2 separate regions of the Mus musculus genome follow, and region 1 is linked to region 2. Evidence: chromatin loops called from intact Hi-C (ENCODE). Cell type or tissue: left cerebral cortex. All regions are shown on one strand. Each heading gives the region's core, and the rest is flanking DNA. Links, peaks and the distances in the headings are about the cores only. Region 1 has its middle 20 kb from the start of Gm1587. Region 2 has its middle 37 kb from the start of Gm30467.

Region 1 (12,814 bases), core at 1,606-9,605, 74 kb after region 2:
TCATATGCATAAAATAAATAAATAAATCAGAGAGAGAGAGAGAGAGAGAGAGAGAGAGAGAGAGAGAGAGAGAGAGAGAGAGAGGAGGATAGTTTCTTGAAAAAAAGGGGAGGGAAAGAAGTCAGCACTGGGGCTAGAGGTATGACTCAGCTGTATATAGAGTTTGCTTTCCAGCACTCATGTTGAGCAGTTGACCTCCTTAAGTACCTGCATAGGTACATACATAGAATTAAGATGAATGAGAATGACTCTTTAAAAGCTAAGTCAGAATGAACGTAACATACTCAGTACTCTCATTTTGTTTTCCCTTCTCATCTAAGCTCAGGATTTCCTGTTTCTCAGGAGTTTATATCCAAGAACCAACAGTGAGTACATTAGGCTAGATATGCCACCACTGCAAGGGGCTATGTAGTAACGCACGTTTCTCAGGGTTCAGCATTCCAGGACAGCAAATGTGTACCTCTGTCCCCTCTGCTACCATCTTGTCCTAAGAAGAAGCAGAAGTCATTCAATCCTCCCTCTCCACTTGGGTTTCCCAGGAGCACACACATCTGTATGGCAGCCAGATGCCCGAGTCCTTCTCACCAGCTCTGATTGGATGGATTCTTAGGGCTGGGGTGGAGCTCAGTGGTTCACTGTTCTTGCTCTGCGTGTATGAGAACATCAGGTTGGATCTCAGCACTGCTAGAAAGGAACCTTCAGTGGAAAGCCTCCTTCCCCTCTCTGGCTCCACAAGTTCTCAAACAACTCTCATTCATTCAATAGAACTTGAAACACACACACACACACACACACACACACACACTCACACACACACAGACACACATGCCTGCAGGAAAAAAAAGACTGCACAGTGTAAATTTTGATATTACCCACCACCTCCAAGAAGCCTAGAGGGCCCTTTGGCCAGTCTTGGGAAAAAGCAAGGCACATAGTGCTGAAGAGAATTAGGGCTCTGCTACTGAGTCTCTGCCAAGTGTTGGGCACATCTGACTGCATTTAATCATCACGAAAACTTACAAAGCGAGAAGGGATTCTTTGGTACCCTGAGTCTATGGATCACATTTCAGAATAATGTTTTTAAATGCATACCCAAAATAATAACAATTGCAAAGGAAACCAATTAGTTTAAAATACAATTTCATAAAATTAAAACGCTTCCCATGCCTCATTATTAATGCATTAAATATCAAGAGCTAGCAGTAAAATCAGAAGAACGGTGGTCTGAAGCACTTGAGTGCAGATGCTACTTAGAGACCTCCACAGCAACATTCAGGTAGCGTGCAAACAGCTGTTCTATGGCGACAAAGACACCAGGTGCTAACAAATGCTACTAACATTCAGAATCAACTGAGATGCTAAGATTCAGTAGTTAAGAGACAAGTAAAAAATAAAAATGATTTCCCCTTACACCAAACAATAGTTTGCTTTGTTTCCTCTGCAATGGCCCATTATCAAGGTAAATCACTCTGTCCCGAATTTACACATGAAGAAACTACTTCAGAGTGACTGAGCAAACCTTTCAAAGATCAGGTAGTTCTCTGCCCCTCCAGCTTGCTTCATTTCCACTGGCTGTGCTTAGCAGTTTTTAATGAGCATGCTGGAAACCGCTTGGAAGCCATCTTACAGTGTGTGAGCCTGGCTTTCAGCTAGAGTTTGTCTCAGTAGGTCTGCTTACTTGGGAGTATTTGGTATGAAATCCTGCATTTTGGACCAGCCCCCTGTGATCCTAATGCTACTGGGCCAGGGCCATACTCCATCCTCTGAGAGTGATGTAGGGAACCCGAGTGAAGAGAGCCGATCACTCTGGGGTTGGGGATGTGTCCTGACTAAAGCTGCCTGCGTAGTTCCATGTACAGGGTAGACTTTGTTCCAATCCTCTCCGAATATCTGTTCACCTTTGGGTATGATGTTGCTTTAGGCTCCCATCTCATTTTATTTTAGGCTGTTCTTGCTTGGGTAAAATATTGGAGAAGGGAAAGTCCCAGAGTGATTAATCTGATAGATCTTGGAGATCCCTCTGCCTGCCTTGTCCAAGACAGTTGAGGGCTCCCTCTCACTTTCCCCATCAATCTGAAGCCCAGCTACCTTGGGAGCCAAGCTGCCAAGGAGCCCATGCAGAGACGCTTGCCCTGGGCTCAAATCCAGTCTAATGCTGCTTAACCTAGGCTGGGCAGGGAAACAATAAAGCTTTGATTGATGCTTGTGCCTGGCCCCACCCCAGAAAGCTGGACAGTCCGCCTTGGCTTTGGGATTTTTAAACCAGATGGTTCTAAGAAACAGCCAAGAATCGCTTGTTCAGTGGAAGAGAATCAGCTGTGCTCATGGCTGTGGAGGGCCAGCCCCATGCCAGACTCTATTTGATGGTTCACATGTAGCACTTCCCCCATCCTCACAGAAATCCCGAGTTGAGGATCTTAGGTCTACTCTATACATAAGGAAGTTGAGCTCAGAGCATAAGTAACTCACCCAAAGTCACACAATAAGCAAGTATATGACTAGGAATTGAAATCCTTGTTAGTCTGTTTCCTGAGCCTAAATGAACAAACTTCTGTCCATCCCCAAAGAGAAATGACATAAAAGTGTATATATTTTTTAAACCCAGGATCTAGTTTTCCTTTTCATTCGGTGTTGATCATTTTGGAGCGATCAGGCACTTGAGAGCTGCTGCAAGCCTGGAAAGACATCAGGCCACACCCGCGGATGGCTTCAGAGCTAGTGTCTTCTTCCAGTTACCGCTCAGGTTTCTGTGACAGAGGTGACTCCTGTCTGTCTCAGCGGATGCCTGCTTGGCGTTCGAAAGGTAAGGTGACAGGTGACAAATGCTGTGCGAAGCAGGGAGGTCCTTGACTGTGCTCCTGCTGGAACAAATGACTACCTTGAGGAGGCTTAATAAATTACCAGCTTCCAATGTAAAGCGAGAGCGAGGCTCACAGGAACTGAGAGGTATCGGGGTGAGTGTGACACCGGCCTGGGAAACAACGGAGAGACTTTGGGGTTAGACTCTGCGAACAGAGCCCACTCTGCCTTTATTGATTGTGTGACTTGTGAAAGGGAGTTTGGCCCTTGAGCCCCACCTTGTATAAAATGAGGTTAAAAATAGCTACCAGTCTCATTAGGATAAAAGCGAGAAGAACATGAACAACGGTAGTCACATTAGGCACCCGGTGACTGACAGCCATGACTGTCTGCTTCCCCTGATTGTTATTAAGCGGCTCTTGGCATTCAGCTGGTGAGCGGGCATTCTCAGCTGGCCATTAGCACTGGAAAATGGTATTTTAGAAAAGATGACTGTTTCTTTGCGACGGTGTCGTCACTTCCGATCTGAAGATCGCCATCTTTGTCTCCAGGCATTTCCCAAGGCCCTGCATCTTTACATGTACTAAAGGGATCAATCGTTGCTTCCCTAAATATGAGATAGTTATGAAATGGATGTTGGAGTTACTCACTGATAACATTATTCTTTTAAAATTTACTTACTGTTGTTGTAAGATGTGAAGAGTATCTGCAATATAAAAGAAGCTGTACAGGGGCGTCTTAAAGAGTGGTAGAGAAAAAGAGTCGTTTTGGAAAAGCAACTGTGCACAGGTGGGAAGCCCATCTCCTTAATGTCTTAGACAATTGCCTAAGGTCCATGTCATTATGTCAGGGATCCATAAGTCAGCTGACAAAATTTCCTCAAGATCACTGTCAGCAGAGAGTGACCAGGGATTTACATAAGTCCAGAGACTCCGAAGAACACACTCCTCAGGACTGTCTACAGAAGAGCATCTCATTTAAACAGTTTAGGCTTTGTCTTGCCAAACTGCACCAGAGCTCCAGAGACGGATGACTCAAGGTCTTCAAGTCTTTAAGGTCAAGACTCCAGTGTGTTCTTTGAGAAAAGTGGCTGTCAGTCATATCTATTTTACAAAATGGGACACAAAATCCTCAGATAATCTTTATTGGGCCACAGGGGGCCTGCATGGGTTCAAGCCAGAGTCCTAGCACTGAGAGGGGGAAGTGGGTATGATATCCCATTTCTAGCCAAGAAGCTCTCTCTAATTGATAAGCTCTTGCAAAGGAAAAATTATTTTCTCCAATGGGGTCTCACTGGGTACACAGACCACACTTAAGGGTAAGCCCCATGCTCAGCAGTGGATGGCCACACAAAACAGACTCACTGGCGACCTACAGATTTTTTCCTTTTGTCTCATATTGCTTTGTTTGTTTTTTAATCTCCCCAGAGTTTTGGTTTCTGATTTGTATTTTTAGGGGCTTTGTTTATATGTATGTTTTTCTTGTGCTTTTTCATTGTTTTAGTCTGGTTTGTTTGCCTTTTTGTTTGTTTTATAAAAGAGAGAAAGAGAAAGTATGAAATTGTATGGGTGGGGATCTGGGAGAGGTCAGAGAGAAGAAACTGTGTACAAATTTTCAATTAAGTTAGACCTACAAACTTTCAGAAAGGGCCTGAACAAGAACATAAAGGCGGTACTCTCTGCACTCCCAACACACTTTGGCTGGGAGCTTAGTTTCCCAAGATGCATCATCATAAACATTAGCAGTATGAAGAGAAGACTAGATAACCCCACCAACCCACCCACCCATCCAAGAGGCAATCCCTATGGGCATACCTGCCTGATGCAGGGCAAGCAGGACCACAGAGGTCTGTGTCAAGTGTAAACCATCTTCCCGCAGAGCTGTACTCGAGCAGATCCCACCACAGTGAGCCAAGGCATCTATAGATGCTACCCTGCCGCTTCCACCTGGCTCAGAGAAAACTCGCTAATTGGGTTCAAGGTACAGTCAGACAATTGACTGGCTGGGCTGCAAAGAAAACCTCATTCCATCGGTGTGGAAGGATTGCAGCATGGCGCCCACACAGCTCTCTACACACCGTGGACCATCTGCTTGGTGTTGCCTAACTCATGGAAGGTACTCCAAATAGCAAACACACAATGTTTCAGTAGTGGCCAGGGTAGATTTAAACAGACAGACTTCTCAGCCACCTGCAAAATGGAGAAGTACTGGCTAGAAATAAAATTCTAAACCCAAACTACAACTGAAAATTCCCAAACCAGAATTCTGTAGTAGGCTCTGTGTGAGTTGCTTCCCCATGGACCAGAAACTGAATCAGGTGTGATGGGGTAGGATATGCCTGTAATCCCAGCATGCTAAAAGCTTTGGCAGGAAGACCCAAAGCTCTAGGGCAGTTTGTACTATGTAGCCAAACAGAGCCAGAGAATATACATAAGGAGAGGATGCTTCCACACTAGCAATTCTGCAGATGCAGAAGCCAACACTGCTGTGCCTCGCAAGGATGCACACAGTGTGCCTCCTGATGCAGGCTAGTTTTATGTCAACTTGACACAAGCCAGAATCACTTGGGAATAGGAAACCTCAATAGAAAAAAATGCCTCCACCAGAATGGCCTGTAATACATTGTGGACTATGCCACTCTGGATTGGTGGTCCTGGATGCTGTAAGAAAGCAGACTGAGCATGCCATGAGGAGCAAGCCAGTTAGGAACTCCTCCCTGGTATCTGCATTAGTTCCTACCTGGTTTGAGTTCTTGCCCTGACTTTCCTCTGCAATGGAGTGTGACTTGAGTGTTGTAAGCTGAAATAAACTCTTTCCTTCCCAAGTTATTAATGGTTATGGTGTTTTTATCACAGCAAGAGAAACTCTAACCTCCTCTCAAGGAGTCCAGAACATGGTATGTTATCTCCCTAATTATTCCTAGGCAGGTCATTCCCATCAGGCTCACTCACTCTCCGCAGGCAGGTGAATGGTACGCCAGAAAGTGAAATGAGGCACCCATTTGTGCTGGGTAGAGGATGCAACACGCATGTGGGTCAGCAGGAACCATCACCAGTGTGTGTGTGTGTGTGTGTTCGCGCGTGTGCGCGCGCGCATGGCTGCTTGCCTGCCTATCTATCCACGGATGCAGGGGGAAATAGTACAACACATTGAAGAAGGCCAAGAATATGGATTCATGATGTCCCTTAGGCTACACCGTCTCAGGAGGAGACTGTTGAGATGGGGGAGGAAGGGGGACATAAACTCTACTGGGAAGCCGTGCTGCATTTCATCCAGTTCAGAGTCAGTACCCTTGTCAGTAACTGGAACACTAAAAATCTACAAAACCTCCTTTGGTTGATCAATTTGTCCCCTAGGCCAGTTTATACCACAGCAATTCCTACTGTCCCCGTGAGTGAAGCTCGGAACAATTACCTTCTGACCTACTGCTGACCTCTACTAACAGGGTGTTTAGAGCCAGATATTTTTGGTCAGTAAAGGTAAGGGACAATTTGTCACCTGGATTGTTCATTCCTTAGGAGTGACCATCCACTAGGCTGTGAAGGAAAGATTTCCTACTCCCATGACCTTGTTAAATCCCAAAGGCCCTCAGACCTGCTGACCCTACTCAGAGGCCTTGGAGGTGCAGCTGGACCAGGCTGAGAGCATTTGAGCCACACAGATCTGAGCATCTGCCCTTAGCTATCTTCACCTTGTTAAAAAAAAAAGTCAGTGTAAGAAGGAACAGAGTGACATTCAGTGTCCATGGAGCTCTGTTAGTACATGCAAGAAGATGTTGCTTCACATGTATTTTGAACAAAATTTTCAAATGAGTAATTTTATCACTTTTTACCCGTTTTTAAGTCTTCTGATTTTCCTCTTCATTAATAATTAACATCCCCCATGCCAGGTTGCCACATGCTTTCATATCTTGGTAATATCTGCACAGAAAATTGATGTTCCTTACACAAATCCCAGGAATGGTCAGATAAAAGATACTCACCATGTGCTTCTGTGCTCTGCTTTTAATTCATCACACTGCTGTGAATAACGTATTTCTTCTGTCCAAAGTCAAGCTCCTACTTTATCCCTTCATGTCGTGTTAGCCCAACAATATCCATCCCCCTTCTTTGATGGATGTGAATACACGTGCTCATTATGGCACCAATGAGACCTTCTTCCTAGGCTATGTAACATAGACCCATTGCAGGTCTAACTGGCCATGGTGAATGTGACTGTAAGGATGTGTCTGAGAGGCAAAGAATACATACATGCCAAGGCATGTTTGCATGCACACAGGCATGAGAGGAGAGAGAAAGGGAAGCCAAAGAAGAGAACAGCCGTGTGTAGACTCCTCTCAGCTGAGAGCTGAGTGGCTGCCCTCGTCTTCTCTTGGCAAGATCTACTTGTGTAGACATAGTTATTAATACATTCTGGGGGTGACGGCTCAGTTGTGTCAGCATTTCTGTGACCACACACCTATGTGTGAAATTTCATCTGTAGTCCAAAGTGCTGAGGGCTAACAACTGGTAAAAATACCTGAGAAGACTAGATACTTTATTTTGGTTGCACTACACTGTAAGAAGAGTTATAAATTTTAAAGTATTCTTGGGCTGATTTCTCTTCCCCCTAACCCCGTGATTATTAACATGAAAAGAAAATAAAACCCAGGTTTTAATAATAGCTTCTAAAAAACTACCCATGTTTTGGATTTATTTCCCCTCCAGGTGGGGCCTTGCTATGTAGTCTAGGCTGGTTTAAAATTCATCTTCATCAGCATCCTGAGTGCCAGGATTACAGGAGTGTAGCAAGCTGCCTGGCTTCAATAGCTGCCTTTAGAATTAACCCGTCAATATGTTGTCTGTAGGGGCACCTGTTCTGAGCGGCTCATGAAGTGTGGGGAAATTCAAAAAGATAAATGCCTCAGTCTTTTAATAAAGAGCACACAATGTAGATGGGATTATATAATACACAAGGTACTTTTCCAGAGTTCTACAACAGAAACATTGAGTGTAAATTCAATTTTGGCAAGTAAGATTTTATTTTAACTGTATTGGGAAAAACCATATAGATAGATGCATGGTACAGTTTATCCTTTATGATGTTTAAGGGAAGGCAAATGTAAGGGCATTCCATTTTATTTCTTTATAGTTTAGTAACGTGTGTGTGTGGGGGGGGGTAGGAATACAGTCTATAAGTGAGCAAGAAGTGTGCTAGAGAAGACAGCCTGAATAGCCAAGTATCAGGAAGCCAGTGAACGGAGCCGACTTCAGACCCATGTGGGGTTAATTATGAAGGCTGTTTCTGTGTGTTCATGCTGCTCTTCTGCAACACTGCCCTGTACAACATCTCAGAACAGCCCAGGAGAGGCAGCAATGCACAGACTCTCCTAGCTCACCACCAAGTACAAACATTAGGTCATCTCACTCTGCCCTAGAGGCATGGAAACAAAAATATAAACACCTACAAACTCATATCTGGAACATCCATATTCACAGAGCCAAAGAGCAAAGGCCCCTGTAACCCAGACGACATGACTAAGTCAATGAAGTAGCCATGGGATACACTTTCTGCGCACAGGTGTGGTGGTCTGAATAAGAATGGCCCCCACAGGCTCAGAGAAGTGAATGCTTGGTCACCAGGGAGTGGTACTACTTGGAAGGATTGGGAAGTGTGGCCTTGCTGAAGGAAGTGTGTCAATGGGGTTTCAAAAGCCCATGCCAATCCCAGTGTCATCCTCTCTTCCTGCTGCCTGTGGATCTGGGTGTAGAGCTCTCAGCTCCTTCCTTCTCCAGCACCATGTCAGCCTGCAGGCCACCACGCGTGTCACCACGATGGACTAAACCTATGAACTGTAAGCCAGCCTCAGTGAAATGTTTTCTTTCATGAGTTGCTATGGTCACGGTGTCTCTTTATAGCAACAGAATGGTAACTAAGCCATTAAGTGCACCTAACTCTCAAGAGCTCATGTTTTTGCTATGAATACTGAAACCATTTCATCCTTTGGTTATCACTGCTACCGACAGTTAAGGGTTTAATCTCAAGACCGTCTCCCACTGGTGGCTGATGCTCTGTAGAGTCTACTAGAAAACTTCCTCAGTGTGCAGATGCAACTTTAACTCTGGCATAAAAGCATGGCGTGGGCATATAACTCAGTTATCAAAACCACATTGTAACTATTTTTTGTGTTTGTAGTATTGATTGGACCCAGGACCTTCCACACGGCTACAGAGGGGCTCTAGTACCAAGCTACATCTGCACCCCAATCCACCGTTAACAGCTCTACAAAAGAACCCAGCTGCCTAAGCTCTCTTCAGGTTTCAGTTCTCACTCTAACCCTGTGGCTCTTCTCCTTGCCTCTCTGCTCCTTTCAATAAATTCAGTCCTAGTTTGTTAATTTACTGAACTACTTTTCTCGCCCAAAGTCAGATTTCTTTTTGTGACATGTCTTTTATTCTGAGTTCTGAAAATTCGTGTGTGCTTTCACCAGAATGCTTCAAATGAAATCTCATCAGGGATTCCCCCAGCCCCGAGCTGGAGGAACTCACACTGTTCAACCTTACAGCTGAGACTGCTAAGTGCAATTAGAACATTACAAGCTTTGGGGCAGTTACCTATTGCTTCTGATGCTCGAAACTACCTTCTTCCACACATCAGCCTATTTCACACTCATGATCCAGGTCACAAGAACAAGCTAGAATGATGCAAACTCCATCATCTGACTCCTTCCAACATACCTGGTGCATTGCTTCAGGATTGAGACAAACTACATTGAGACCCCACTCTCACCTTTCAAGAAAAAAAATGTCATCTTGAAAGGAATTTTAAGCTCCTCTAGAGCCTGTTTCTCCACCTGTAGTATGAGGAAAAAAGTCACACCCATGCCTAAGGTTAGCTCTAAAAATTAAAAGATAATGTAGTAGAATGTTTGCATAGGTGTTTAGCAAATATAAGGTATAATTATAATATTAGTTTGTGGGGCTGGAGAGATAGCTCAGGGATTAATAGCACTTGTTGCTTTTGTAGAGGACCCGAGTTTGGTTCCCATCACCTGCATGGTAGCTCACAGTCATCCATAACTCCAGTCCAGTCTTATCTCCTTGGGCACTAGACATACATATACTTTCCTGCAGGTAAAATATTCATAGACATAAAAATTAATCTAAAACCAAATAAATACATGAATGAATGAATAAATAAAAGGGGTTGTGAAAATGCAGTGGATTCTTAGGAGATGGCAGCTCACATTTCAGGGTTGAAGGTGCGGCTCCACGCTGCTGACCCGAGCACAGGGGGTCAGGTTATCGCGGCAGGAAGAGAACTGAATAGGACTTAATGAACTTGCATTTCAATTGAGCAAGGTTTTTTATTTATATAAAATTGCTCAGCAGCAATAAGAGGAAGCAAGAAGCACTCGGCTGGGAACGGTCGTTGCTCAGCATTAAAGAGAAAGTTCTCTACCCTTGTCTACCATACCTAGCCCTTCTGCTCGGAGGCTGTAAGGTTGCTGTGATCCATATCACTTAAGAGTCTACCTATAAAAAGGAGGCCAGAGAACCTGCTCAAAAACTTCAGCTAACAAATTATACTCACAGAGATTTTAATTTCCTAATGTATGTGACTACCATTTAATAAAATTTTGGCCCATAATTTACAACATGTTTTTGACAACTGAATGATACTGACCTAGTGCTGATAGCTGATGCTGTTTGGTAGTGTTTCCTTAGAAGTGAAGGAGGACGCTGACAGGCAGAGACCTTCCATCAAACTCTCCCACAGCCAGAGGTCAGTGTCTCAGTGTCGGGGAGGAGCTAGGGAAGAGATGGAGACAGCAGCACACACTTCCCACAGTGACGGTGACAGGGCAGCCTCCCTGCAAACAGTTCTCAGGAATGGGGTCTCTGCAGCACACCCTAAGTGAACCGAGCCACAGAAAATTTTGACATTAAGGATCTGGGTGAGTCATCTCTTCCCACAAACATCATTAAACTATTTTAAGCTAATTATGAAGGGCGTTGAAGATCAATCGCAGAAAGCTATTATCTGTATTCAAGGTTTTCCATGACAACCACATAGACACGCAATCTTTAATGGCCTTGCTGGGTAATCATAAGTAACACAACTCTTGGATGTCCTTGTCCATAGAAAAGTAGGAGGCAGAAGTCGCCCCGTAAAAGCATTTTTCTCTGTTTAGTTTGAGCCTTTGCATTTTAAGCATGATTCTATTCTGCACCCTTCCTGCAGTGGTCAAACTCAGTACCAAGTGAAACGTTTTAAATGTTGTTCGAACAAAGTGCAGGGCACGCGCTGAACTAAACGTGACAATGCCTGCTGCAGTCACCATTCTTTCCCCTGCACCACACGGTCCACCTTTTACATTGTATTGTAGATTGGCAGAGCAGACTGTGATCTAATTGGCCCTACATATCCCCCCCCCCCCCCCCCCGCACCTTAGCTGTTCATCAGAAGTGCACAGTCTCTGTCCAGTAATTGTGTTTTTAAAAGGTCTTTCTTATTCTCAGATTTAAGCTCGTAAACAGAAACTGCAATATCAACAAAGCCCAATTGAGCAGAATAGGCAAGGACAGGAAACAGAGAAATGCAGGCTTTACTGAAGATAGGTAACCATTCAAATAAGCGTTTTATCGACTAGGAATTGAGGGTAAATAGTTGGTCAAAATCCTATTTTAAAGCTCCACCACCATTCAGAGAATTATTACTGAACCACATTTACCCCAAATGGCAGTCACGTGGACTGAAACTCTGGGAGATCAGGCCCCAGTGCCTGTAACTAGCGGATTCATCACAGACCTTGTGCTCTCAGAGTTCCAGCTGGATGGAATGGATGGTTGTTACTTCTGTTGTATCACTTCCCCATTCTGAAGTATTTCTAAGTTTCCCAGGCTGGCTTGGAGCTTGCAGTCCTCTTGTCTTACCTGCCCAGGTAAGGTGTGTCCCATCACATCTATTGCTTCTCCATGACTGATTCTTTTTTTAATAATGCCTAAAGCTGATATGTTAAAGGGTCAGAGTCTTCTGATAGAGATACCAAGGGCTCCCCTATGAATCATGGAGTATGCACAAGTGATGCCTCCATAGATTCCAGACCCAGGATGAAAAGAGCAGCCCCCATTTCCTGTCTTCTGCTGTGGATGAGCGTTCTCTTGCAGCTCTGTGCAGAAGCCCATAGAAAGTGGACTTAGGGTCCAGCCAACGACCAGCTCCACCCTGCAGCCCCATGACGGGATCCCTCGAGCCCCAGGGAATCTGCACGGGATGCTTAGGAGTATGACCACTGAATCTGTCACACCCAAAGCAGAGTCCGGGGCGAGATAAAGGACTACCGCAATGTATTTGGAACCGTAATCTGAGGGTTCCTAAAAGATAAAATAAAGTGGAGGCAGTAAAAGAATATAGTCTGAACATTTGCTACATGCTAAGTTATTTACATACCTTATTCCCTACAGCCTCCGTCCTAGCCATGATGATTTTCTCTATTTTGCAGATGAGGGTTATAGACTCACAAACTAAGTAGCTGTTCAAGATTACATAACAGGAAGAGAAATTTCAAAAGGAAATCTGACTTCAGGGGCCATGCTTAGCAGGAAGGTGAGATGGAGGAGACGTAAGAGCCTGTTGGGGTGACTCACTGCGATCTACATCACAGGGCTTGCTTTCGCAACCACTCTGCCCAGCATTGACTTTTGAGGATCTCTGCTCTCCAGTCACAGCAACTGATATGTCTATTTCTGCTCACTCCGATCTCAGGAGAAACAATACTGACTCGCTGATTATGTGGTGTTTTGTAGGTTTTGTTTTTGTTTTTAAAGCCCAGGGTTCTATCATTTCAGGAAGACCCTCTCCAGTTCTGAGATTTAAAACACACTTCTCTTACTTCATCAATGATCTGTACCTGTCTGGTAGTATTCATTACTTATATAATTCATCTTTTCTCTCTATAAAACTTATTCTGGGTTTGTAACTGGTTCATACATGTGACTCTCATAGGACCTGCAACATTACCATATGCATCATA
Region 2 (12,814 bases), core at 2,911-10,910:
CCACTGGTCCCTTTCTCTACCAATAAGAAGGAAGTGTGGTACTCAACCCACCAGAACAAGAACAAAGCAGCGGCAGAACCACAGAGAATGAGAAAAACCTTACAGATGAGCTCATTCCTCGAAGGAAGAAAGGGGTGAATGATAAAGGCGGGATAACCTGACTCTGGACACTATCTACCTGCAAATTAGAGCAAACTCTTTATGTGGGGGTTGGGGGGGGGGAGATCTCCATGTTTCCTTTCTACCCAGACTACCCATCTACCACCTACCATCTAAAATGGTGTTCAGGTATTCACTGACACAAGAAAGCATGATTTGAATTCTTACAAATAGCTGCATCCAGATACAAGCACATGGTGATGGCTTCCTTTGAAGAAGTCATTTGTTTTGCCTATGGTTTCTTTGGGGTGATGTCTGCATCCCTGGCTTACTTGCAGAGGTTTTGTGTGATTGAACCTTTTGGTTTTACCTTGTCTCCCTCCTAATAGTTGGAAGAGGTTCACACTGGAAGACGTTTTGTATTAAAATCTGGCATGGGGTCCAAGAGACAGTCTCTTCTTTTGACTCGGCTCAGAGCTGGCTATGGTTCCTTCTGCTATGCCTCTAGCCTTTGGAGAGAAAGGGCCTTGTGTGTAGACAGCTTGTGGAATGATTACAAGATATAAAAAGATATTTGAGGGTTAGCAATATAACCCAGTTAAGTGCTCTCCCAGCATGGACAGAGTCTTGGGCTCAGTCCCCTGGACAGAGTCTTGGATTGGGTCCCCACAAGCTGGGCACGGTGCCACATACTAGCAATTCCAGCTCTCAGAAGGTAGAGGCAAGAATATAAGGAACCCAACGTCATTCTTAGCTACATAGCAAGTTCAAGGGCAGCCTGAGATTTAAGAGACCCTGCCTCCACCCCCAAAAAAGGATAAAGATGACTCGGTCCCTGAAGAGAGACACCATGGCTCTATAAGTCCTTTTATCACTACTCTTTGCTATCTGACCTTCAGCACTTATTCTGTGCCTCAATTTACTCATCAGCAACACCTAAATAGTTTTAAAGAGCTGCCCTGCCCTCTTCCGACCTACTATGTAATAAATCAGGATGTCGGAAAGTTCTGTAATTTCAGAGTCTATAAATCAAGCAGAGCAAAATATAGAAACCATCAATATCATCACCCTAGGTCAAAAACAAGATTTCAATTCCAGGCTCTGACGCCAGCCTAGTGAGTATAAATGCCGGTGGCTCTTGTCGCCACATTCAATGTATTCGCCATCAGATCAAGAAGTCATTAGAGAAAGACAGCCTCACTGTACAGTGGCACAGTCCTAACAGCAGACTGACAAACATGGAGACAGCTGGCGGCTCAGCAGCAGATTTTAAAATGAATTTACAGTTTATGAAATGTGCAAGATTGATGACATCAGTGACAGAGTCCTTGCTTAAAGGGACAGACCAAGGGAGACAAGGACAGTGACCTGGATATCCTCTGCTTGCTCCTCCACTCCTGCCAATACTCAGGCAGGACACTAGGGCTTGCCAAGTCCCCACAATGGAATCAGAATCTGAACTCATGGTGACATGCTCAAAACAGATTCAACTCGTTGGTTCTTCATGTTGGCAGAGAATGAGCCAGCTGTGGGTAGGCGGGAGAAAGGGCGAGCCTTCCCTTCTGGTCACTGCCTTTGAAATTGTGTAAGCGTGTAGAAAGGAGCTCACCATGGAGCCGATGGCACCCAGCACAGGTGTGAGGCACTTGGTAACTGTGACACAATCCTACAGAGAGGGTGACGATCCTCATCAAATCTCACATTTGACAGCCTTACTTATTATCTCTTCCATGTCTCTGCAATTATCAGACAGCCCACCAGGACTGCACAGTTTTACAAGGTTCTTCTTTCATAGCATCAAGGGATTTCAGCCCATCTCTACTGGCTGTTTCCTTGACATTTTCTCTAAAACATCCAAAACTTTGATTTAAATAAAAACAAAAACCACTCAGTGTGGCACATTATTTGGTACTTTTCAACAATCTCTAATGACTTCTCAATGAGTCAATGACACTGAAAGAATCACAGCTGAGTCCAGCACCCAGGAATTGGGTGAGTGCCATGTTGACATGCCCTCTCACTAGCCCATCTGGTCCCTTCCCTTTTCTGTCATGTGTTTCAGAGTCATGACATATTTGTTTGAAGCATAGAGCTCTTATTCCCTGGGCTAGGTAAAGTGCTTGCTGTGCAAGTCTGAAGACCTGAGTTCAATGCCTAGCACCAACAGACCAAAAGTGGAGCACTGCACTACATACCTATAATCCCAGTGGTACGGAGACAGAAGGGTTTCTGTCACACAAGACAAATTGCTGAGTTCAAGATTCAGTGAGAGACTATCTCAAAACATAAGGTAGAGACTGATTGAGGAAGATGCCTAATGTTAACCTCTGGCTTCCACTTAACAACTCCAATTTGATATTTAAAAGACAGAAAGAGAGTAAATCATGGATTCTGACCACTTCTAGCAAGTCTCAAATGCCTGTTCCTTTTGGTCCCAATCTGAGGAGCTGACTATTGAGAGGACTCTGAGCCTGATGTCACTAGGACTCAGCCATTGGTGAGAGGCCACTGCTAGACATAGTCAGCCTATCCAGTCTTAGCCTGCTTGAAAGTCACAGAGAAAACCACCAGAGTTATCTACACTGAGAGGATCCCTATGACCAGGCACCATGCAGAGGTATGAGATGGGAGGAGAGTATATGTCAGCCAAGCAATCAGAGAGGCAGACAGAAGGCTCTGCTACTAAGATGCTAAAGCAGCAGGGGACAAACTATCCCTTCTACCTTCCGATCACCAGACCTCTTTTCCTGGTACTGTTCTGCTTTCCAGCTTCTCTAGTTCCCTGTTGTTCTTCATGCTTTGTGGCTTGGTTATCCTTGGGAGTGAGTGTTCCTGTTTCTTGTAGCTCACAGGCATATCTGCAACCTGGGTAAGCTGAATATCCAACAGTTAGTGCTTATTTTGAACTGATGCAATGGCTACTTTTAATACTAAGTAGAATTCCCTGAATAGCCTTATTCACTTACCTATCTACTTAGGGATTTGATACTCTTAAAGTTCATCTTTAAAAAAATATACATATATGGCAACTCACTTTGGCACATAATAAATTAATATATAATATAATATATAACATATAACACATAACATATAATTTAGAATATAATATAGTATATAACATAATATATATTATACTATGTTATATAATAATATTGTATGCTAAAAGTGAGGTGCCACCAATGTAGTGGAAAATCAGAAATGCTCCCCAATTTCAAAAGCATTTCTAGAACTTGAACATCCCAGTCTATTATTCTCTGACTATCAGACAGCTGGCAGATGCAGAGTTCTTTTCCTTCAGTATTCCCAAACAGAGATTACTGGACAAACACCACTGTTAGGTAAACATTGTGTTCGCTACTGGTGGATCAACAAACTTTGGGGAATTTAGTTGTTTAAGACAACTGAGAACATTCGAGTTAAACATCCAAGAGCAATGGCTGAAAGGTTAGCGTTCCTATTCAAAAGAGGCATGAGCGAAGAAAACAATCAGCAGAAACAAGAACCATAGAATCCCACAGCACTCCTTTTTAAAATGTCGTGCTCCTGATATTGTTGCCTGTGTGATTCTAGCCTGCCCAGACTGGTCAGTATGCAAAGGGGGTTCCAACAGAGTTTCAGAAGAAACACAAGAAAAAAATTAAAAATGATTGTTCATCCTGAGAACTGAATTTTAGGGAGCAAGGATGCCCCTAAAAGGTTTTTGTGTGAGTTAGAAAAAGATGCTTCCTCTGGAAAGATGAAACCCCACAGCAGTGCACACAGCTCCTATCACAGTTCAGGCTGGACTTCTGCTCTCATGGGCCTCTGGGCAAGGTGTCTGTGTGCAACTAACAACCCAGACATCCTTGATCACAGAAGGGAGGGAGGGAAGAGAGAAGTGGGAAATGGACAAATCAAGGGCCAAGGAGGACAAAGGAGTGAAGGAGTCATCATTAGAAAAAGAAACCTTGAGGTAGCAACAGAGGAAGGGGCAAGAGGGAGAAGAAAACTAAAAAAGAAAGAAAGAAAGAGAGAGAGAGAGAGAGAGAGAGAGAGAGAGAGAGAGAGAGAGAGAGAGAGAAAAGAAAAGGCCTTAGACTCTTTTCCCATCAGCCTACCATGCTTGGCCATGATGGTGAAGCCAGGCCAGATGACATGTGTGAGTATTCAGCTGACTTTAAGTGAGTTAATCTGTATGAGGACTGACTCTCAGGAGGCTCCACAACTAAACTGGATGAAGATCTGGGAGACCACATGCTAATGCATCTATTCCTGGGAAAGCCCAGAATGAAATGAACTACAATGTAGATACTACGCTGGGGGCATCAAATACATATGATCTATTATGACCCAAATAAGCCCTACAGGCAAGAAACGTACGATTTTGTTAGACATTTCACAAGTCAAAATAAAATAGAAGGAAACAACTAATGAACCAAATAACCAACCAACCAACCACAAACCAACCCTGCAAGGCCCTGAGTTGCACAACACACACTTTTGAGATATGTATTTGCATACACCACAGTTTTCCATTTGAAAACATCTCTGGTACACTCTCTCTCTACTCACAGTACAGCAAAAATTTCCTTTCCACCCACCCATCCCCATCTTGCATGTGACCCAGTTTTGGAGGTTCCTAGATCGAAATTTCTTGTCGACTGTGTCATTTCCAATATCAGCACCTATCAGAAGAGCCCAGTCATTGTTAAGCCAGTTGCTTATCTGGGGAGAAAGTAACTAACAGTCTACTGAAAACTAAGTCGTGACCCAGGATGTGTGAAGACCCAGGATGGGAGAAGACATGGGCCAAGAGATTGGTGGTTTGCTAAGAATAAAGCAGACCCATACACTCTTATCATGGCCAGGCCGAGTGAAGAAGTCCTGCAATTCTGTTTCTTGAAGTCTTTCAGCCAACACACATTTGCTGTTTGGGGTGTCAGATACTGAGCCAGGTCCTGCAGATATAGGAAGAGAACACTGTAATTTTGCCCTTGAGGACTTTATAGTTCCATTTAAAATAAATACTAGTATAGTTAATTATTTAATTGATCTGATACATGAATAGGCATGATCCACAGAAAGATGTGGGAAAGAGCAGGCCACAGGGAAATATGAGCCTATGCAGACCGGCTTGAGGCCAGCATTTCCACTCAGATCATAAGGAACGATGGAGGCATAAGACAATGGCAGGTCACTAGGCTCTGTAAGGCCAACTAAAGTGTCTCCTCTATTTTTGCATGTAAGAGTGAGTCGAGGCTTCTCCCCAGAGCTCAGCTGTCTGCTGAGACATAACCAATCTTTCTTGTAAACTAGGTGCTACATGAATCTATGCTAGAGAATACAAGAGTCAGTTACCCCTGATTCATTTAATATGATTATCTCAGAAAGACCAATGAAATGTCTCTCATTTGTGGCTCCTTGATTTTATAGAAACACAGAAGCTCATGTATGGCTTGAACATAGAAAATAAAACTGTCTAGGGACAAAGAGGACTCATAGAAAGAAGTATGACAAGGGGGACAGAAGGGTATGAAGGGGCGCAGACACAATACAACAGACAGGTTTAGAACTTTTATTAGCTGATTAATTTAAAATAAAAAAGATGCTACACTTAGCTTTTCAAATCACAAGACCACCCCAGGCTCCTGCAGTGTCATTTCCAACTTCCCATCTCCAGTCAGAAGTGCTGAGTCTCTTGAGAAACCTCTTAGCCTCCCTTGGCAATGGATTATGAAGCTTCTAGTTATTTGCATCCGCTTTGGCTTCCTGATAGCTTGCCTAAGGCTACCCTGTTCCTTTGTGGGTACGGAGCACAACTTCTTAATGTTAACACCGTCAGTTCTTTCTAAGACGATTAAATAGCTCAAATGTCTTTATTATATCTTTGAAAACATATGTACGTCTCCCATTTAACCATTTTAATTTCTTTCCTATCCATCTTAATCAATGGGGGTGGGGGAGGGGTGGTGGGGCGGTGCTTGAAGAGGAGAATCCCAAAATTATGTTTGAGTAATAACTCTAAAAGAAAATGCACGAAAATTTCCAATCCCTTTTCGCTTCCCTTTCCTGACTGATGGTACAGAGTTGAGGTGTTGAGGTGTTCCTCAGAAAATGCAGTATAGAATGTTACAGTTAGCCTAAGACATGGGTAACGCTGAGATGGAGAGTCCTTAGTCTAATATTAAAGCTGACACTACTCCAGAAAGTGAGCAAGGAAGAGAGAAGCCACACATGAAGTCAGCCAAGCCTTAGGCTAGATCACATAGGATGCTGAGGAACTTTGAAGTTGGCCCTGAAGGATATGGAAAATACTAGAGGAGTTACTGGAAAAGTTTCTCATTCTCATTTGAATTTCTTTGGCCGAGGTACTAGAGAAGGCCATGGGGAAGGGAGCTTCTAGCCAGCCGGCCAGGGGAATTGTCCACGGCAATGACTTTTTTGGAATGGTGCTAATGGATCTAATGAGAGGATGCTGGGTTCTGACCACATTAGAAGGTGTGTGATAGTTTAGATGAGAATGTCCCCCATGGGTTCATATATCAGAATACTTCTTCCCTGTTGGTGGTGCTATCTTCAAAGGTTATAGAACTTTAGGTGGTCGAATCTCAATGGAGAAAGTACATTATTGGAAGAAAGTATATTATTGGAAGTACTTTGAGTTTTATAGCATGGGCCCATGTCATTCCAGAGGGGATGCACCCCTCTGGAATGATAAACTCAGATAAATAGTTTTTCTTCTGTAATTTGGCCATGCTTTTGTTTTGCTTCCTTTTTTTCACCATAGAATCAGAAAAGTGATGGAGACGAGGTGGTAGATCTATGGCTTAGCTCTAAAATGTTTAAGAACAATTCACACATCTGTCCGAGCTGCACATGGCTTGAGTTCTTCCTCCAGGGAGACCACAGACTGCCAGGTCTGGTTCTTCCAGCTCTCCAGAGCAACCCGACATTCCCCAAGCCCAGCAGTGAGGCCCAAGCTTAACCTGAGGCCTGACTTGATGCATCAAACTCTGAACACAGCCAAGTTTCTCCCTGGAGTCTTTTCTGGTAAGAGGAAAAGTATTCCAAACAACAAGGTCCCTGAGTCCATAATTATCGCTCTGTCTCATTGTTGAGGATCAAACAATATAATAGATCATTCCTGATCCCCCAAAGTAGGGTTCTCCGAAAGACTTACACATCTTTAGCTAACGTGAGAAATCACTGTAAAGTCTAAGTATGAACATAATGCTTAGAACTGAGTCATCAGAGTGCCAGCTGGATAACTCATCCAGACAGTACTTCACAGGTGCTGTAGCATCGCAATCCAATTGTTGCTTTTCTACATGAGCAGAGGACAAATCTTGGAATTTTTCTGGCATGAACATTACATATGGCTTCTGAATGTAAGGTGTCACTTTATAAATAAAAAGAGAAGTTTAAAAAAAAAAACATTTCATACTGTGTAGCTAAAAAGGGCCAGTGTGAGCAAGATGGTTGACATGCGCTGTGTTAAGCTGGTGGAAACCTGGGCCTATACAGCATAAACTAATGAGCAGGGGGTGTTAAGGAGGCCAGTTGGTGTGTGACTCCAGAATTGGAAGAACACCACAAAAAAAAGAATGTGTCTTCTCTCCTCACCCAACAGAGGGGTGTACAGATTTAGAACAAACTAATTCCTAAGCTAGTAGTAGTAGGCTGGTTTCCCTGGGCTGTTCTTCCCCCAGATAGACCACAGGACAGAGTCCCTCCAGAAACTGCCAAGCCGATACTTTCCTGCCTGCAGGCCTCGACTGTGATGGGTCTCTGCAAACACTACAACCAGAAGAGTGTCAATCCATGTGAAGCAAGATGTTCATCATGCCTCATTGTATGGTGTTGGTTCAAACTTCGAGAGTCTGACACGGGCTTGTTGGTTTGTTGGTTGGTTTTATTTTATTTATTTTATTTTATTTTATTTTATTTTATTTTATTTAGTACAGTGCAATTTGGAAAGAAGTTGCCTGATGTAACACAATCCCATGTGCACCATAAAGCTTATGCATAATTACATTGAAACATTTTTCAAAGTGCATGTCACCTCTTCCATAAAGATGAGCTCTATAGATAGTCTACATGAGACATCTTAAGGGCCAAGGAGAAGATCTAGTATGGCTTTGGTGGTACAGATAGTGCTAAGGTTACCAAGCTAGAACCACTTGTGGTCCTGTTTGAAGAGTCTGGGGGAGCCAGATACACCCTGACCCTACAGATAGTGCAAATGTCACCACGCCATTAACTCCATCCGATCCCAGCCTTCTGGGTGGAAAAGAGGTTATACATCTCTTCCTTTGAAGAGACCACAAGGTGTGCTTACCATTCCTGATTGCACTGGTGTTCATCTGTGAGCTCAAGGAGCTTGTGCTTTCTACATTCACCCCTTCCTCTTCCTCTGAGACACAGGCAGAGAGGTAGACTGAGCCCCAAGAAGCAAGAGGCAGCAGCTCCAAGCAGCTGTTCCTAACAGCTCTTGGTCTCTATGGTTTTGAGACACTAAAGCAGGGAGGAATCCCAGAAACCAAGCCTACCCAAGTAATTCCACAAAGGCTCAGAAAATTAAAAAGCTAGAGCATATATGCGTCTTGAGTATGTCTTCAGCCTGGTATTATACTGGTATATGAGGCAGGGGTGAGCAGTGGGGCCAATAAAACATTCTCTGTGAAAGGTTTTATCTAGAAATGGAGATGCCTAGGTAGGGTTGCTATCAGCAAAAGCCTTAACCTTAGCTTTATGTTTTAAACACAGGCAGATTGAGGTTAAATCGAAATACATGATTTTATTGGTATACTGGAAGCAGGAGACATCGGCCCGTACATAAAGCTCTAATATGGGATGTGATTTCAGTTAAGGTGCTTTGGGGGAATACATATAAAAAGAGCTTTCAACTAAAATTGAAATATGCTTTTGAACTACATTTCAGGGTAGCAGACACCCCCTCCCCAGCTGTATTAAGAAGGTCTACTTTTGCAGGTCAATGCTTAAATATGAAAACAGACCATTTTACTGCATTGCAGTAGAATTTAGGGTTCCAGGGATATCAGGAGAAGGAGTAGCTAAGAGGAACAATGAAAAACTCAACAAAGGTCCCAGAACATCCATCTCTAAAGCAATAAACAAAATGAGCTTGCAGCTTTTAGAAACAAAGCTCAGAAAGAAAGCAGGGCATGGAGGTGGGTTCAGCTGGGATAGCAAGGTGACGTCACCAACATTTCAGAGACAGTGTATCCATATGTAGGACAAGGTGACAATCAATTCAAGGTGAATAAGACATCCCATGTGGCAATGCCACCTCAGTCACATACTCCTAAGTGACTTGCCACCTTATACACAGTATAAGGAGGAAAACATCGGTTCTTGTGAAAGGCGATTTGAAATTCAAGGAAAGAATTTTCCTAATATTGTCCAGATCTTTTTTCTCAAAATGAATTGTTCATTAATAAAACCTGGTTGTAGGCAATCTTTTCACTATGAGAAATCATATATATATAATTTTATAGAGAGATTGATTTAAGACATGAAATCAAACTCTAATGGATGAATGGACAAATAGGCAAATAAAATGTAGTGTGGATGAACAAAAGAGAGTTCTTCAACTCTAGAGAAAATGAAAGTCTCTCATTTGCCACAAAATGAATGGATTGGAGGGCATTGCATTATGTGAAATTTTACACATACAGAAAGACTCATATTGTATATTCTCCCTCACATACAGAACCTCAAAACCATACAAATGAATGTGACATAGTGATTACTGCAGGGTAGAAGGGAGGGCGCATAGGACAAGAAAGAAGAAGAAGGAGGAGGGGGGAGGGGGAGGGATTTCATTAGGTTGTGCTACATGCATGTGTGAAAATATCACATTGAACTGTCAGTAAAACAGTTTATGTTTGTCAATCAAAAATGTATACATTTACAAACATTTATTTAAACATAGAGAGGATTGAAATTAGGGCCCCAAGCATTCGAGGCACGCCCTCTACCATTGAGCTGTATCCCAACCTTCAAATAAAATGATTTTTGTCCTTTAGGAAAAGTATTGTTTCAATCACTAAATATCTGAAGACCACTAAATGAGCAATGTTTAAAGCCTTTGCCAACCATGAAAGACAACTGGAATCACGCAGCTGATTGCTCCTTAGAAAACAAGGAAGACGCAGAGATTGCTGAGGAGTCTTCTTTTTTTTTTTTCTTTTTTTTTATTAGGTATTTTCCTCGTTTACATTTTCAATGCTATCCCAAAGGTCCCCCATATCCACCCCCCCAATCCCCTACCCACCCACTGCCCCTTTTTGGCTCTGGTGTTCCCCTGTACTGGGGCATATAAAGTTTGCAAGTCCAATGGGCCTCTCTTTGCAGTGATGACCGACTAGGCCATCTTTTGATACATATGCAGCTAAAGACAAGAGCTCCCGGGTACTGGTTAGTTCATATTGTTGTTCCACCTATAGGGTTGCAGTTCCCTTTAGCTCCTTGGGTAATTTCTCTAGCTCCTCCATTGGGGGCCGTGTGACCCATCCAATAGCTGACTGTGATCATCCACTTCTGTGTTTGCTAGGCCCTGGCATAGCCTCACAAGAGAGAGCTATATCTGGGTGCTGAGGAGTCTTCTATCCTTTAGGTTCTATGTGGTTTCCTACACTCATTCATGTCTTACTCTTTAATGTAAAATAAAGAAAGTAAGTCTTCTGTAAATAGACTACTGCTTCCCACATTGGCTTATTAGATTGTTTCAGAGAGACCTTCTACCTGAGAAGTACCAGAAAATCTGCATGACTACATTAAAAGAAGTAGTTTTAAAGGCCTAAAACCTAATAAGAAAATATTTGGTGGATGCAAAGATTCAGAAAAGGAAAGAACAAAAATATATAAATGTAGCATTTAGAGCCTTATATTTTATGACATATATCTTTGGTTCTTCCTGGTGTTAAAATGAACATGGAAGTGAAGAGTCTGAAATGCCAGGAAAAATATCAGCAGGTTCATGAGAGGTCAAAGCTATGAGGAGGTACCCTGGGAACTTCCCTAGGCTTTCAGAACTGGGAGCCAAGAGTATAGTAAAACAGAAACACACCACACATTTTAATACTTTTAGACAGCTTGGCTGGGTTAATAAAACCAGCTCCTTTAGTCTAAGTGCTTCCCAGAAGCAACGGATCATCTTTGCAAGAAGATAATGCAACCCAGAGCCACAAATTATGTCCACCAATTTTAATACAAAACATTTGACACTAGAGCCAGTGCGATGGTTCAGTGGGTGCTTCCTATACAAGCCTGACAACCGGAGTATAGTCCCTAGAACTCAGAGTAGAAGGAAAAAGACTGACTCCTAAAAGTTGTCTTTTGACTTCCAAGTGCACCCAATAACATGTGTGTCCACATGCATGGACATACACTCAAATAAAATATAAAATTTAAAAAAGCAACAAATGCTGGCAAGGATGTAGAGAAAGAGAAACTTTTTTTCACTTCAAGTGGAAGTGTAAACTGCTGTATCCACAGTGAAGACCAGAGTGGATGTTGCTAAGAAACTAAAAATAGAGCAAGCATATGTCCTAGCTGTGCCATTCCTGGCCATACACCCAGAAGATTCTAAATGAGCATACCACAGAGATACTTACAGAAAGAAAATTATTTGCCAATGTGCATCAAGCCTTCTGCTAAAGACAACATACACTAGGCCATAAAAATCAATCATAATATATTTAGAAGGACTGAAATCAGACAAAGTGTATTCTATGACCACAATGGAGTAAAACTAAAAATCTATAGGGGAATTCTCGGATATTCACAAGCACGCAGAGATGAAACACCATAGTCCCAAATAACAAATGGGACAAGGAAAAGGACATTAAAAAAATTAGAAAATATTTAGAGTTGTCTGAAAATAAGACAAGATAAAACCCAAGGTATTAACGCTTAGAGAAGATCTTGTGAATTATGCTCAAAGGAAAATGGCAAAACTGTAAAAAGAAGAAAGATTGAAGCTCAATAGCCAAAACATTCCCTTTAAGAAAATAGACAAAGAAAACCAAATTGATCCCAAAGCAAACACATGGCAGGACACAATACATCAGAGTGTACACAAATGACATGAAATCACTCAGTAGGAAAATGGTCTTTTCAACAGTGGTGAGCTGAAGATGCACAGGCACAAAGGGAAACTTGGACCCCATACCACATTCTAACTCAAACCATGTTTTTTCAAAAGAAAGTAAAGGCTTGAGTGCTTGGTGATGAAAAGCTTTTTAATTAACTCATCATGGCCTTGCATTGGAGACCTAGAACATAAGAACCCAAGAAAGAGATGTGCCAAGCTTCATCAAAACTAAAAATGTGGGGGACTTTTGGTATAGCATTGGAAATGTAAATGAGCCAAATACCTAATAAAAAATGGAAAAAAAAAAAAGAAGGAACTAAAAAAAAAAAAAACTAAAAATGTTTGTAAATCCAAAGACATCACTGTGCATTGGATATAGTTTGTCCCTAAAGGTTTGTGTGTTGGAAGCTCAGCCTACAATATAGCTACATGAGAATAGATGGAGCGTGAAAGAGGTACGACCTAGAGGGTGGTAATTAGGTCATTGAAATACTGCACTCTGAAGAGATCATTGTCAGTCATGAAGTGACGGTATAAATTGAGGCTACCTGACATGCTTGATTTCTTCGGCACAGACCCATTTCCCTTTGACTCCTCTAGCCTGTTGTAAATGGACAC

The links. A loop is a pair of places that touch in the nucleus more often than their neighbours do. Peaks named below come from ENCODE experiments on the same cell type or tissue, not always from the same donor. Only the 100,000 strongest peaks of a DNase experiment are listed, where the experiment ranks them.
Region 1: a loop joins it to region 2, with 2.3 times the contacts of the local background. A loop is called at or near these places in 3 of 42 quality-filtered maps.

What each region holds. Positions count from the first base shown.
Region 1 is chr14:77,812,886-77,825,699 of GRCm38, forward strand. No RefSeq gene overlaps it. Among named protein-coding and RNA genes, the nearest start is that of Gm1587, 20 kb to the left of the region's middle. In left cerebral cortex, for the core only: no CTCF peak of the experiment used is centred there; a DNase peak (open chromatin) is centred at 4,887.
Region 2 is chr14:77,737,478-77,750,291 of GRCm38, forward strand. No RefSeq gene overlaps it. Among named protein-coding and RNA genes, the nearest start is that of Gm30467, 37 kb to the right of the region's middle. In left cerebral cortex, for the core only: no CTCF peak of the experiment used is centred there; DNase peaks (open chromatin) are centred at 7,407 and 7,565.